Regions from separate parts of the Homo sapiens genome. Here region 2 is linked to region 1. Evidence: read pairs that join two places in POLR2A ChIA-PET (ENCODE). Cell type or tissue: A673. All regions are shown on one strand. Links, peaks and the distances in the headings refer to the core of each region. The heading gives the core; the rest is flanking DNA.

Region 1 (8,072 bases), core at 1,083-6,082:
TCGAAAATCAAGTCATTATTTATCCATTTACCCATTCTCCCTCCCTCTCAGCCCCTCATCCTTGAGCCCTGGTTTCTGGGAACGGCTGTTCTTCTGGCCATCCATGCTTAAAGGCTCTGAGTCCTCTCTAATCTCTTTATTTGCCTTTTCAGCGAACCCAGTGACCAGTTTTGTGAAATCTGTCTCTTGCTGTTTTTCAGATCTGCTCCTTCTCATAACTCCTACTGCATTCTCCATAGTTTGAGTGCTCATTACCCCTTAGAGATGAGTATATACAGAACGCATAGTGTGGCAGGATTCATGATGCCATGGTTCATATCCCCACCGCACTACTTTTTATGTAGTGGCAAATATACAACTTGTTAGTTGTGTAACTAGTTGTGTAACAAGTCCCCAGCTTGTTAGTTGTGTAAGCTGTGACAAATGCACAACTCGTTAGTGTGGACAAGACCTCAGCAAGATACACACTCCTAGCTTCTGTTTCCTTATCTCTTAAATAGACATAACCATAGCAAGCAGCTGCTTCATTTTATTTTTCAGGTCTCTGCTCACATTTACCTCCTCATAGAGGCCTTTCCTGATCACCATATCTAAAATAGCATCCCCATTACTCTGTCCTTTTATCTTACTTTATTGTTCATTTGTGACTACCTGACATTCTATCAAGTGTCTGTTTGTTTGGTTGGTTGTTTCTCTGTACTTCCCCTACCCCTCTCCCAAGTAGAATGGAAGTTTCTCAACTCAGTGTTTAGTTATTAGCATAATAATAGCCCAGCTATGTTGTGAAGGTCCTGAGATTTACTTTATTTGCAAGCTAAAAAGTTAGACTGTCACATTTTCATGGATACTGGCAAAAGATAGAAAACTCCTGGGTCAGAAATGAAGGACTTTATTACAGCACAGCAGGCAACATGAGCTCCATGTTTGTACTGGTTTTCCCCATGAGTCCCATGCTGGAGATGTGGAGTAGCCTCGGGGATTCCTGGGCATATACTGATGATGTGTCACTGCTGAGAAATTCCAAGCTTAGAAAGCCCCCTATCTTATAAGGGTTGCTACCAAGCCTTTGCCCCAGCCAAGGACATTATCCTGGTGATGAAACAAATATGCCCTTTACCCTGAAAAAAGACATTGTCTCTATCTTCCAAGGCTGTTTGCTCGACCCACAAATTTGCAAAGATAATCTAAGACAAAAGCTGTCATCAGACATGTAGAAGTGTCATGGAGAATTGCTATCCAATTCTGCTTTTCTATCCTTTATCTTCCATGGCTTTTACACTAATCCTGCATTACACCAAACTGCAGCACATGCTGTTTCCCTTTGTGTCAGGTAGCTTCCTCTCTTTATGCCTCAGTGTGTGCTTTTCATTCCAGAGTCTCCTGGGTAACACCAGATCTCATCTTCAAGACCTATCTCTTCCCCTAGATATCTGCATAGCTTGCTTATTCACTTCCTTAATGTTTGTGCTTAGAAGTCCCCATATGAGGTGTTCCTCTTATCTGAAATAGAAACCTGCCCCCCACCCGGCAGCACTGTCCCCTTTATCATTATCACCCTATGACATATATATGTCACAATATATAATACATATAATTTATATATATATATATCGTGATACTATATACACACACATTGTGAAATATATGTCACACTTGTCTATGTCTCCTTTCTCTAAAATCTAATCTCTTTGGAAGTAAAGACCTCAAATGTTAGATGTGCTGCTGTAACCTCAGTCCCCCAAACACTACCTAGCACATAGTAGACGGTAAATAAGTATTGGTTGACTCTGTTAATTTTGCATTTTCCTTTCTCCATGGCTATTTCCAGATTTACTAAGTAGAAAGTGATCTCTGCATCCGCTGAGCCCTTGTTCTACTTGACTTGTCTTTCTCTGTGATGATAATCCTGTTCTGCCCCTTATTATGAAGGTACATACCTGCCCCGCTCGCTAGACTGTGAGCTTCTTGTAGGCAGATTTGTTCTCTTATTCCAGTGGCCGCCTAGTACCTCACACAGTTCTTTCATTTAGTAGGCACTCAATCAATGTGTGTTGCATTTCATAGTAAGTAGAAAGATCAGGCAGCCTTAAATATAGCATTCCTTTTAATACTTGTTTACTTAGCATCTTTAGTAATTGGAATGCACTCTCTAACAGAATTTGGAGGAAATAACTGATGCCAATTGGTTGAAGCTAAGGGAAAAGAGATTTCAGCTAAATACAAGGGAAAACAAATGGAACTTCCCAAGGTAGTGACTGCCTCAGAGATTGTAAGCACCCCATCCTCAAAGAAGCTCAGTCATAGGACTCAGGCTGAGAGACTACTTAGCAGAAGGTTGGCAGCAGATTCAAGGACAGAATGAGTGTTTGGGTGGGGAGTGTGGTTTGTCTAGGGGTTCATAGACGTCTCTCCTACAGGCTAGCTTCTATGACTTCTGTGTGCATATGCACTCATTTACCCATCCATCACATAATGACATGGAGCAGTACTTTCTAAGCCTAGAGGTACAGTTTTCTTTTCATCCTTTTGGGTTGAGCTTTGATTCTTTTGGCTTTTCAATTTCACAGCAATTTGAATACGTCTCCTTTACTTCTCATGTTTTCAGTGTTTGTTTACAAGTCTGTCTTTCTAAGAGACTATGTAACCCCTTATGAGCAAAATTCGTGTCTTATTTAACTACCTATTCCTAGTGTTTGTCCTAGAGTCTTAGAGCTCCTTGGATTTTCACAGAATGAATGAATTATCAACCTAAGGTTGGTCATTTCTATATTTTTATTACTCAGATTTTGAGGCTCTTTGCTACCTGGACTTGCTGAGTGACCCAGGAATATTGCCTTTCTTTCTCACATGATATCCTCTCTACTTTGCTCCTTATAAAACAAATTCTTCTTTGAATTTCTGTAGGGTAATGATCTTGTCATTGCTAAGAGTAGTGAGATGATTTTCTCGTCATCTAATACAGTTCTGTTATCATAGCAAGCAAGAAAGTGAGTTATTCAGTGCCCAGATAAAAGGAAACATCTCAAAAGGCAATTACTAATTGCACCATATAAGCTCAGTGATGAGAGCAAGTTCCGTGATGAGATATAAGTTGAGTTTCTCAAGTAAAAAGAGGTTTGAATGGTGGGGGATATTTTTAAAATAAAGTAGCAGCTATTACTTGCCATCTCTAAAGTGATAGTGATGAAAGTGGAGTTGTATTCCAAATCACCTGGGGGGCTCAGGCTTCCTGTGAATGGCAGCCTTTAATTCTAAGAAGGTAATTTAACTTTCATTAAAGATCTTTTCCCTTCTACATAGCATAGGGCCTTTTTCTGAACAGATTCATTCCCTTCTAAGGTTCTTCTTTTATTAATCGGTAAACATAGCTTTCTAGATGGCTATCACTATAATAAGGAAAGTATTGAAGTTCAGAAAGCTGCTACTGAGAAAAAAAGGGGCATTGTACTTTTAGTCCAAAGAAAGGTGAGGCTGAATAGTACCTTAGTGTTCATTCTCAACTTTACTTTGATTTTTCACTACTGTAAAACAAGCTACCATTCTTCGCTTAAATCAGGGTAATTTCAGAGAGAAAACCAGTGCCATGTGTTAGATGAGATTTAGTGACTGAATGAACAGAATGAAAAGACGAGTGAATTTCAAAAAAATTGTCATGGTTATTAACAAAAGAGAGTGCCCATGAACATGAGGGTAAGGATTAAAAGACCACACAGAGGGTTTTATAATCTAAACCAGCAAGAATAAAGCAAGACAAATGTACTTATGTGTTGTTAAAGAAATAAAAAAAAATTGACTTGTACATAAAGGAAAATAATCTTTTGGCATCTGAAAGTGTGAATATGGTTGAGCAGTAAAGTGATTATGAGGCTACTTTTTCAAGTGAGATGGCTGGTGAGGTTTGGTGGTTGAGAAGTCATCAGTCCTTTTCATTATGATGTGTTGAAACACTGAAGAGTCTCCAGGGACCTTGATGACCAGATAGGCAAAAAATGAATCCTTAAAGATTATGCAAACATGAGCTGGAAGGATTAGTGTCTAAGAAGGGGAGATCAGAAAAATGTTTTGATTATGGTGCTTTTATCTTCTCCTCATTTTTAAAATTTCTTAAATATCTATTCATTTATTTTGTAGTAAATAATACGAAAGGAAATGGGTTGTACTTTGGCCCTTAAGCACTTTAGTGTTTGGGGTGGAGTGAAATGTGTTTTAGCCTCTGTAGCATCACTTCTCATTGGCTGATGTATCATTGTTGTGAATGGCTTGTTGACATGTCACTGGGCTTACAGGCCAAGTTTAACTTTTCATGTTTTTTACATGACCTACTGGCACTCCTCATTCCTGACTGGTTTCTGAACTGGTCCACTTGATGACCAGAGAGCAAGGGATGTCCTTGAGCATCTTTGAATCCTGACACAGCTCCTGATATGGAGAAGACGCTCACACTCAGTAAATAGAGAAATGAACTGAATCAGGTTAATCACAAGGGACACCGGTGGAGATGGTGTGCACTAGTGCAAATCCTATAATTTGAAGGAGAACTTGAACCTCATGCATAATGAAGGACGAGATTAAGTTAATCCTTTGGTATAAAGGGAAAGCACATTTAAAAAACGAATGAAATAATGGGGCCTAATCCTCACATGTCACAACTGCCTGAATGGGTAGATTTTATGGCAGGATAAGGGAATTGGCATTGGGATTCTTAAAGGTTGCAAACCAAATTAGGATTTTGTGATCTTCTGGTGCTGGTTGGCACTCAATTCTCCCTGACCCTCTCTGTTGAATTTAATTTCAGCTACATCATTGTTATTGTTCAAGTCCACCAAGAATTTAACATCCATCAGCACACACTAGAGTAGTACACTATGGCTGTGTTAAAAATTCTGTTCAATGATTGCTTATTTAACTCATGTTGGCTTTCTTCAATTAACTTTTTAGTATATCAAGATATTTGAGGTTGACTAAGAAATATGATTTTTCCTCACTCCCCAGAGCTATTTGTGTAAAAGATATTATTAAACATCAACTATTAATAGGCCCAAAGATTCTAATGATGATAGCAGTTATATGTTAAAGTATTATTCAGTTATAAAATGAAAGTTTAACAGTGCTTTAAACATAGTAGGCTCCAACTATGTGCTGGAGCTGGCGTGTACCAGCTCACTTGAGCTGACTGTTAAAATTTCCAGAATTTTCTGAGCCAGTTGTTAAACACTTGGTAGCTGTAAATTAGCTATGGATGTCATGGAGGGAGCATTTATACCAGGGAAATCAGCAGTCATTACAAATCAGGGATTCCACCCACCTCAGCAAAAAGCCAGTTGTTAAATATTTTTCAGCACTCTGCTGGTTTTCAGTCATATTTGTATTGAATGATTTTAACATAATATATTAGAGTCTTTGTATTTTATTTTTATTCTGACAACTCCACTGTTATTGTTACTTTTGCTCTCTTTCCATAGCCAATTTTATAAGGGTAAGGACTTATACATATTTTTTAAAATACTTGCAAAACTGCAAATATGATTTCAAAGAAAATTAAATTATGAACTTGAATAGTGGAACAGATTTATTGCCATCTTTGGGATAAAATTTTTGAGACATTTAACAAAAGATCATATAAAAGGGTAACAGATAATTAAGATAGAAAACATGAATTTTTATCTAATTTTAAAAATAGTAATTGGAAAAGGATTCTGTTAGACCACATGGGACAGCCAGGAAACTGTCTTAGAGGACTTGGAATATTGGAAAATAAAATGGACAAAGAATGGGAAAGTTTATTTTAGAAAATAATACTTTAATGGAAGGGATCTATGCAACAACCAGATTGCCACAGTGCATTAAATGTCTCCTGAAAGAGACATGTTAGAGGCTTTCAGATATGCATTTACTCTTTCAGGTCATTAGAATTTGGGGATGGATTGACACATTCTTAGCAAAAATCAGAATATGCTCATGTTTCTTAAGCAGCCACACTTACTTGATATGGTCAGGTGCAGTACTAAACAATCTAAAATAGTACACAGGCTCTTCAATCCTGCATCTCATAATCAGGAGGTCCAGAAAACAAAGGCTTCCTTTTTTCTGCAATACTTAGTTTCATTTTCTTGGGTTTTCTATTGTCTTTGGAAAGTGATGTGAAGGAGAATAAGATGGAAAGTGCATGGAAGTCATGAGATAGAGTTTAAAGGGAGAAAAAAGAAACAGAATGAGATAAGATGAGGAGATAAGGTAAATCATCATGGGTAGGAAATTACATGTGAAACCACTCCCAGCCTCCCTCCACTTCCAGCCCAGCAATGCTACTGGATAGATTTCCAAAGCCAAAGCTATTTCCAGAGTGGAAGGAGCCAGAATCCGGAGTCCTGAGGCTTTTGCAGCATTTGCCCACAGGTGCTGTGACCCCAGCTTACCAATGCTCAAGAATAATGGCAGTCGTAAACTTGCACACTATGCAGGATCTTGACCATCACTGTCAAGGAAAGAGAGAAGCTGACTTTCCCAGGAGCACACAGCTTATTAGTAAAGCTGAAAGTAAAGTCTCTTATTTTCCAATTTAGTGCTGTTTCTAGTGTGTTATTCTTGGACATCACTGAATTGAATGTACAGCCTCATTTGTTTTAAGGTGACAAATAACCTGGAAATTATTCAGTTGAGTGAGACAGTCTGCCAAATGGTTCAGAGGGACTCAGGACTTTACCACACTGAGGGAAACCCAAGACTGAGAATATACATTCTTTATAATAGCGGTGTATTTTGAGATCAGAAAGTTTAAATGTAATCTGCATTCCATAAACTTGCAAAGGAAAATATAAACAGTATTACTTTGTGTAAAGAAAAATAATATTGTCTTTAGGTGCCTGTCAATATATATAATAGTTATTGATTTCCTAAACAATATAAAAGAATATTTTTATACTGTTTTAGTTGTTTCTTTCTTGGGCTAACATTTAAAATATTATCAAGAACTTTATCAGAAATGCTTTGTCCCTAGTGAAAGGTTTCCAGTTTTAGCATATATCCAATGCTAAATATATCAGTTGGCTCCAGCTTGGCATTCACAGACTACTTTTTAATTTTTAATTGACAAATCAGAAATTATACTTATGATATACAACATGATGTTTTAATATATGCATACATTGTGGAATGACTAAATCTGGCAAATTAAAATATGCATTACTTTACACCCATATCATATTTTTGTGGGGAGAACACTTAAAGTTTACTCTCCTAGCAGTTTCCAAGTATACGATATATTGGTTTGGGGTTTTTTAGAGACAAGGTCTCACTCTGTCGCCCACGCTGGAGTTCAGTGGTGCGATCCTAGCTCACTGCAGCCTCAAGAACTCCTGGGGTCAAGTGATCCTCGTGCCTCAGCCTCCCACAGTGCTGGGATTACAGGCATGAGCCACCACACCCAGCCCTCAGGTATTTGATATACTATTGCTCATTATAGTCACTATGATGTACAATAGATCTCTTGAATTTATACTTCTGTCCTAACTGAAATTTTGTATCTTTTAACCAACATATTCCCAATTCCCTCTTCCAATCTCTGGTAACCACCTTTCTACTCTCCATTTCTATGAGTTCAACTACTATAGATTCCACATGTAACTGAGATCATGCAGTATTTGTCTTTCTGTGCCTGGCTTATTCACTTAGCATAATGTCCTCCAGGTTCATCCATGTTGTTGCTAATGACAGGATTTCCTTCTTTTTTTAAGGCTAAATAGGATTCCATTGTGTACATGCAGATATATATACTATGTTTTTAACCCATGTATCTATCCATTGATTGACACTTAGATTGCTTCCATACCTTGGCTACTGTGAATAATGCTGCAGTGAACATGAAAGTGCAGATCTCTTTGACACACTGATTCATATCCTTTGATATATACAGAAATGGGATTCTTGGATAGTAGGGTGGTTCCATCTTTAATTTTTTGAGGAACCTCCATACTGTTTTCTATTAATGGCTGTACTAATTTACATTCCCACCAACAGTGTACAAGGGGTTCCCTTTTCTCCACATCCTCGCCAAATCTTGTTATCTTTTGTCT
Region 2 (8,072 bases), core at 1,755-6,754, 450 kb before region 1:
CAATAGAATTAATGAATATCTAGCCAAAGTAACCAGGAAATAAAGAAGACACAAATTACTAACCTATGAATAAGAGAAGTGAACACACTACAGATTCTACAGATATTAAAAGAATAATAGAGAAATATTTTGCATAACTTTATGCCAGTAAATGACAAATTAGATGAAATGGACAAATTCCTTGAAAGACAGAAACTTCTAAAATTCATTCAAGAAGAAATAGATAACTAAAATAGTCCTATATTATTGAAGAAATCAAACTTATAGATTAAAACCTTTCCACAGAGAAAAGTTCAGGCCCAGATGTCTTCTCTGGTAAATTCTGCCAAACCTTTAAGGAAGAAATAACATCAATTCTAAACAAATAATTTTTCAAAAATTGAAGAGGATGAATTAATTCCCAACTCATTCTATGAGACCAGGCCAGTATTACCCTGATACCAAAACCAGACAAAGACATTAAAAGAAATAGGAAAAAACCCTTATAAAAATATATGCAAAAAATATAAACAAAATTTAGCAAATCAAACCCATTAGTACATTATGACCAAGTGAGGTTTACTTTAACCTTCAAAAAATAATGTAATTCATATATAAATTAACTAAAACAGAAAAGTTGTATGATAATTTCAATAGACATATATAAAACATTTGACAAAAATCCAACATCCATTCCTAATAATACTCTCATGAAATTAAGAATAGAAAGGATCTTCCTCATTCTTATAAAGGGCATCTGTGAAAAATCTACAGCTAACATCACATTTACTGGAGAAAAGCTGGACACTTCCCACCAAGAGCAGGAACAAAGATTCTACTTTCAGTACTTGCATTCAATATTGAACTGAAGGTTCTTAGTCATTGCAATAACGCAAGAAAAGGCATCTGGATTAGAAAGGAAGAAACAAACTTGTATTTATTTGCAGAAAACATGTAGAAAATCCAATGGAAAGTACAAGGACTTTTGCAGAATATATTATCAATTTACAAAAATCAGGCTTGGTGCGGTAGATCATGCCTGTAATCCTAGCACTTTGGGAGGCTAAGGCAGGTGGACTGCTTGAGTTTCAGACCAGCCTGGGCAACATAGTGAGACCTCGTCTCTACAAAAACTACAAAAATTAGCTGGGCGTGCATGCACCTGTAGTCCCAACTACTCGGGAAGCTGAGCTGGGAGGTTGGCTTGAGCCCAGGAGGTGGAGGTTGCAGTGAGCTGAGATCATGCCACTGCAATCCAGCCTGGGTGACAGAGTCAGACACTGTCTCAAAAAAAAAAAAAAAAAATCAATTGTACTTCTGTATTTTAGCAATGAATAACCCAAAATTAAAATTAAAAATGCAAATGCTTTTACAATTGCATCAAGGAATATTAGGGATAGATCTGAAAAAGATGTGAACCATGTATTGAAAACTATAGAATATTACTAGCAAAACATAAGGAAGACCTAAATAAATGGAATGATACACTCTCTTCATGGGTCAGGAGGATAAATGTTGGTAAGATGTGGTTCTCCTTCAATTGATATATAGAGCCAATACAATTACAATAAAAATCCCAGGGAGCTTTTTAAAAATAGAAATTGATAAATTTTATAAAATTCTTGTAGAAATAAAATCTACCTAGAATAAACAAATAATGTTGAAAAAGAAAAACAAAGTTGGAAGACTGGCACTACCTGATTTCAAGAATTATAAATCTACAGAAATAAAAACAACATGGGACTGGTTCAGTGGCTCACACCTGTAATCCCAGCACTTTGGGAGGCTGAGGCAGGCAGATCACTTGAGGTCAGTAGTTCGAGACCAGCCTGGCCAACATGGTGAAACCCCATCTCTACTAAAAATACAAAAATAAGCCAGGCATGGTGGTAGGCACCTGTAATCCCAGCTATTCAGGAGGCTGAGGCAGGAGAATCACTTGAACCTGCGAGGCGGAGGTTGCAGTGAGCCAAGATCACACCACTGCACTCCAGCCTGGGCAACAGAGCGAGACTCTATCTAAAAAAAAAACAAAAAACAAAACAAAACAAAACAAAAAAACAAGGTTTTTGCAAGATGATAGACAAATAGATCAACAAGGAAGAATAAACAGCCCAGAAATAAATCCATGCATATTTGGAAAACTGATTTTGACAAAGGTTCAAAGGCAATGTAATAGAGAAAGGATAGTCTTTTCAACAAATGATGCTGAGAAAATTTGATATCCAAATTAAAATTTTAAAAGAACTTGGATCTATACCTTGTGTATAATATACACAAAAATGAACATGAAGTGGGTCACAGACCTAAATGTTAAATCTAAACCTTTAAAATAGCTACAAAAATACATAAGAGAAAATCTTTATGACCTCATGTTAGGCAAAGATTTCTTGGACACAACAATAACAGCATAATCCATTAAAAAGTTATAAATTGGACTTCTTCCAAATTAGAAATTTCTGTTCTTCAAAAGACACTGTTAAGAAATGAAAAGGCATCCAAGAAACTAGCATAAAATTGTTCAAAACAATATATCTTATAAAGAACTTGTATCCAGAATATATATTTTTAAAAACTCTGGAAACTCAATAAGAAAACAAGCGGCCCAAAAATAATCGGCAGAAGATCCAAGCAGACACTTCACCAAAGAAGACATGCAAATGGCAAACAAGCACATGAAAAGGTGCTCAACATCATTATTCCTTAGAAAAATGTAAACTAAAACCACATAAGATGCTATTACAAACCTATTAGAATGATCAAAGTTAAAAAGATTAAACAGACTAACTATGGCAAGAATGTGGAGGAACTAGAACTCTCATAAACTACAGATGGAAAACAGGTTGACAGTTCTTCGAAAGTTAGACATGCATTCACTACAAGATGCCACCATTCCCATCCTAGGTTGGTTCTTACTCAAAAAATAGTGAACGGATCTGTCCATACAAGAACTTGTACATGAATGTTCACGGCTTTATCTGTAATCTTCAAACACTGGAAAACATCCAAGTATCCATCAACATGTTGAATAGAAAAACTGTAGTATATCCATCTAATGGAATACTGCTCTGTAATAAAAAGAAATGAACTATGGATATATTAAATATATGTTACAGCATGACTGAATCCAAAAATAATTTTGCTGTGTAAAGGAATCCAAACAAGGCCGGGCGCAGTGGCTCACACCTGTAATCCCAGCACTTTGGGAGGCCGAGGAGGGCAGATCACCTGAGGTCGGGAGTTCAAGACTAGCCTGACCAACATGGAGAAACCCCGTCTCTAAGAAAAATACGAAATTAGCCGGGCATGGTGACACATGCCTGTAATCCCAACTACTCGGGAGGGTGAGGCAGGAGAATCGCTTGAACCTGGGAGGCGGAGTTTGCGGCGAGCTGAGATCATGCCATTGCACTCCAGCCTGGGCAACAAGAGCGAAACACCATCTCAAAACAAACAAACAAACAAACAAAAAAAGAAGCCAGATAAAAAAGATTGCATACTACTTTATTATTTCATTTATATAAAATTCTAAAATATGCAAACTAATCCTTAGTTTCATTAAACAGAGCAGTTGTTGCCTGAGGATGGAGGAGTGGAGTGGAAGGATTAAAAAAGGGTTATGAAGAAACTCTTCGGGGTGATGGCTATGTTCATTATCTTAATTGGGTGTTGTTTTCATGTGTCTATTTATAGTCAAAGCTTATCAAATTGTACATTTCAAATATGTACAACTTGCTGTGTGTCAATTATACTTCAATGAAACTTTTTAAAGTTAGTTTCTCAGCCACAGTACCCACATTCAAGTGTTCAGTAGCTACATGTGGCTAGTGGTTACCACAGTAGACATTTCTAATGTAGAATATTTTCATAGTCACAAAAAGTGAAAATGGACAGTGGTGCCCTAGAGTTTTGGGAAGAGGCTTTCTGAGAATACATAGACTGGAGAAAGGTAAGGAAGGCACCCAAGAGGAGAAAAACCAATGCCTGCAGATGGAGGGTTGTCCAGCTGTCAATCCCCTGATGCAGCTGAGTAACATGAGTTATAGCGAGTCAGCTTCAGGAGTTCTGGTTTCCTGTATACTTTCTCAGAACTCACAAATCAGCATTTATAATGGATAACTCTTGGTTTTTCAGTGGCGGAAAGCACAGCTACTGCAACCACTGTGGAGCTAGAAAGAATTATTAGATGAAGCTTAATTACTTCAGAGATTGTAAAACCGATGCAGGAAGAACATGGGGTCTTGAGATCTAAGAAAAGAATTAAGCTCCACAAATTGATAGGTCTTAGAAGACACAGCTTAACACTGCTGCTATTAGCACTGTTTATGTCTGCTGGCAGGAAAACATTTACACACTTTTCCTAGGAATAAAATTCCCAGTTTCAAAGTACACATGCCAGGTGGCACTTAGCAACAAACTGACATGCAGAAGAACTAGGAATAGCTCTGCTTTTCGATGTATGAGCTATTTTAATAATCCTGGATTTCTGAGATGCATGCTTCTTTGGATGTATATTTGCTTCCTCCCTCCAGTCTCTTATGCACATTTGCCTTCTGCTTGTCAGGATTGTTTCTCTTTACACCCACTCCGGAAAGTTTCACTATAACATCACCTATTGTTTGAGAGGTGTGTATTTTCCCATTAGTATAGAGCCATGTAAACTCATTGTCCTTGTTTTTTATTCCCTTTTAGAGGTCATCCTTCTCCCTGAACACTAGTATCTTTAGAATCCCTCAGATTTCTGCTGTTCACCATTACCGTGGCTTCCACTCTCTACCCAATCATCAACCAAGAACTAAATCACCAGTCCCTGGAGAAAGAAGGAAGGATCAATTACACCCCCCAGCTCCAATATGTGCTTCTTATAAAAAAAAAAAGAAAAAAGAAAAGCTTACTCTCATTAATCAACAATCAATATATTTGGGTGTGGGAAGTGGTGTAGTATGTAAGAGACAGGGTGACAGAGGGCAAACAAGAACTAGATAATCATGATTTTGTCTTCATTAACATACATAATAAACTTCCAAATTAAAGGTATCAGATTGCCTCCAAGCTCTGAGTCATTAGATAAGAATTCAATTAAAGGATGAGTTTTGTTCCTAAATTTAATGAAGAGGCAGTGCTGGATTTTGCTACTTCTTGTTTCCTGGGAATATGAACGTGAAAGAATGTGAATATATTCCTTGCAGTTTATTAGAATGCCAGAGACTTGTCTCCCTAGACATTGAAGGGAGAACCTGTCATCTGTGGTAAGTCTTTTCCCAAATGGGAAGACATTAGAAGACCTATATTTATAACAAAATTATTTAAAATTTTAATGTTCAGAGTTTTTCTGAGTCTCATTATATTGGAAAAATAGACCCAAATTTTTCCTCTGTGACTTTGCTACAATAGCAGCAAACACATAATAATTGCTGAGGTATCTAAGGTAAAACAAAATATTTCTCTTTTTTTTTTTTTTGAGATGGAGTCTCACTCTGTCGCCCAGGCCGGAGTGCAGTGGCGCAATCTTGGCTCACTGCAGGCTCTGCCTCCCGGGTTCACGCCATTCTCCTGCCTCAGCCTCCCAAGCAGCTGGGACAACAGGTGCCCACCACCACACCTAGCTAATTTTTGTATTTTTTAGTAGTAACGGGGTTTCACCGTGTTAACCAGGATGGTCTCGATCTCCTGACCTCATGATCTGCCCGCCTCGGCCTCCCAAAGTGCTGGGATTACTGGTGTGAGCCACCACGCCAGGCTGGTAAAATTTTTTTTAAGTTTAACTAAGATTTGTTGAATGCTTACTAAGTGCCAGGCATTGTTCTAAGAACTTTATAAATATTAATTCATTTTAATCCTTACCGTAATTGTTATTATTATTATTATCTCCATTTCAAAAATGAGGAAATTGAGGCACAGAAATGACTTGCCCAAAATCACACAGAGAGTGAGTGGAAGGGCCAGGATGAATTAAACTCCTGGAAATAGAGATTGATGGAGAAGATTTAACATAAACATTTTGTCTATAGATAAAATTATTGCACTGTATTTGTGCTACTTAAGCTTTCCTAAAAATTCAAAATCGACAAAAATTAAAATTAATCATTAGGTATATTTTATTCTAATACACTTAGACCATCACACTGTTTTACAGGACTTTTCTAAAGTAGAAATCTCCAACTTTAAAAGGCCAAGTACTTTTTTCTCAACCTGAGGAAAATGCCTAACAGAATCAAAGTTTTCTTCTCAGATATTTACATTATTCATAATTAAAATTTTAAGGCTGCAAGTGATAAAAACATTGCATAGAAAAAGTGATTTCAATTTAGTTCAGAAAAAATATCGTGCATATCAAAAAAACACTCTACAACATTAATGTTTATTTAAACGATGAAATGATTAATAATTTCCCAATGTTTTCTAATAAATAGCTGCATTTAAAATAAGCTTAAAACATTTAAATCCTTAAGGGACAGCATAAGATTTTTGGAAACTTCATCTATTCTACCTAAAATGGTTTTTAAAAATCAGATGTTAGTTGGAAAGCAGACATTTCTGACCAGCAAGTATTAGAAAACTGGTGGGAAGAATTATAATCTTGGGGAGCTCCCTCTATCCCTGAAGCTCTTCAGGAGAAACACAAACTCTTCTGTCTAGTGGTTCCAGAACTGAGACATTCTCTCCCAGGGCTGCAATACTCTTCCAAGAGCCATGGACATTAACTCGGAAGAGTCGTTTTTGCATTCCATTGCCTCACGCTGAGAAACAAGTAGAAAAAGAAAAACTATCCTACTAAAAAGTTAATTTGACCTCATCTTCCACTACTCACTATTGGCTCCAGTGACATTAAATTTCTCACAGATCTTCAAATAAACCATCACACATACCTTTTCCTTTCCTTAAGATACCTTTTCTCTACTTTCATCTCCACTTGAAAATTCCCTCTCATCTTCAAAGTCTGCTTCATGTGTCACCTCAACCTATGTAAAGTCTTTTCCATTCCCTCAAGGCAGTCTTTGCATCCAGGTATAGGAAGCTTCTGGGTCCAAGACACAGCCAAGATCCCAGGAGACAATGTACTGGGGAAAACAGAGTATGTGCAAGAAAAAAGGACTCTATGAGTCCCAAATCCAGCACGTATAGAGAAATCAAGATAAAATAGTCTCTGGAAGCTAAATAGAGGAACCGAAGTCTATGTATTAAATAGCTCCAGAAGAAGTGCAGAAGTTATAGGAGCAGGAGGCAAAGAACCTACATAGGGTCACAGGGAGCAGGGATAAGTGAAGAAAGAATGTCCATTCATTTCACACACACACACATGCACATGCACACGCAATCCTTGCATCTATGAAGGTGTCATGCTAGCACTGTGGGGATTACAGAGATAAGACAATAAGACATAGTATTTGCTTTTTCAGAAGCTCACACTCCATTGGGAATTTTTTTTTAAAGATCATTAGTGACTTTGTTAAAAGTTAAATGTAATGAACACCATACATGAGATTAAAAACAATACTTTTTGGAAGATAAGCACTTGATTCCAGAATCCAAGAGCAAACGTGACACTGAGTGGTCCCTGCTATAGCATCCATGTGGAATGAGTGGAAGAGCGTGGGCTTTGGAGATGGGCAGATTCATGTCCAAATCCCGGCTTGGCCACTGCTTTGTCCTGTGATCTCTGTCAGGTTACTCTGAGAATAATGCCTTCCTAGTATTGTTGTGAACCCTAAACAAGAAGATACTTGACCTAATGAAGGCACTCATTGAAGGTTGGTTTCCTCTCTTCCTCTTGTCTTTGGGAGAATCAGACCAGAATGCTCACTCTGCAGACCACCAGGCAATATGCCCTGGGAATAGCAAGAGAAGTAGCACACGTAGGAAGCCAGGAGCACTCTTCTGAGTGTGGATTCCCTGGACTGTCAGGAACTGCCTTGCTTCTTGGCCCCTAAATCCTCACTTCTACCTACTTCCTCCACCTGGAGGCTCAGCTTCATCCACATTACACACACACACACACACACACACACACACAAATGCACACATGTGTGCGCACACACACGTGCACACACACATACACTTTTCATCCCGTGACTGTTACCCAGACTCTTGGA

What was found. Peaks named below come from ENCODE experiments on the same cell type or tissue, not always from the same donor. Only the 100,000 strongest peaks of a DNase experiment are listed, where the experiment ranks them.
Region 2: POLR2A ChIA-PET joins it to region 1 with 5 read pairs; 2 of 35 experiments call an interaction of 5 or more read pairs at or near these places.

What each region holds. Positions count from the first base shown.
Region 1 is chr13:36,047,166-36,055,237 of GRCh38, reverse strand. All of the region lies in intron 3 of DCLK1 (doublecortin like kinase 1), which reads left to right. Among named protein-coding and RNA genes, the nearest start is that of DCLK1, 80 kb to the left of the region's middle. In A673, for the core only: no CTCF peak of the experiment used is centred there; a DNase peak (open chromatin) is centred at 3,957.
Region 2 is chr13:36,495,605-36,503,676 of GRCh38, reverse strand. No RefSeq gene overlaps it. Among named protein-coding and RNA genes, the nearest start is that of CCNA1, 67 kb to the right of the region's middle. In A673, for the core only: no CTCF peak of the experiment used is centred there; a DNase peak (open chromatin) is centred at 4,096; H3K27ac peaks cover 1,952 bases.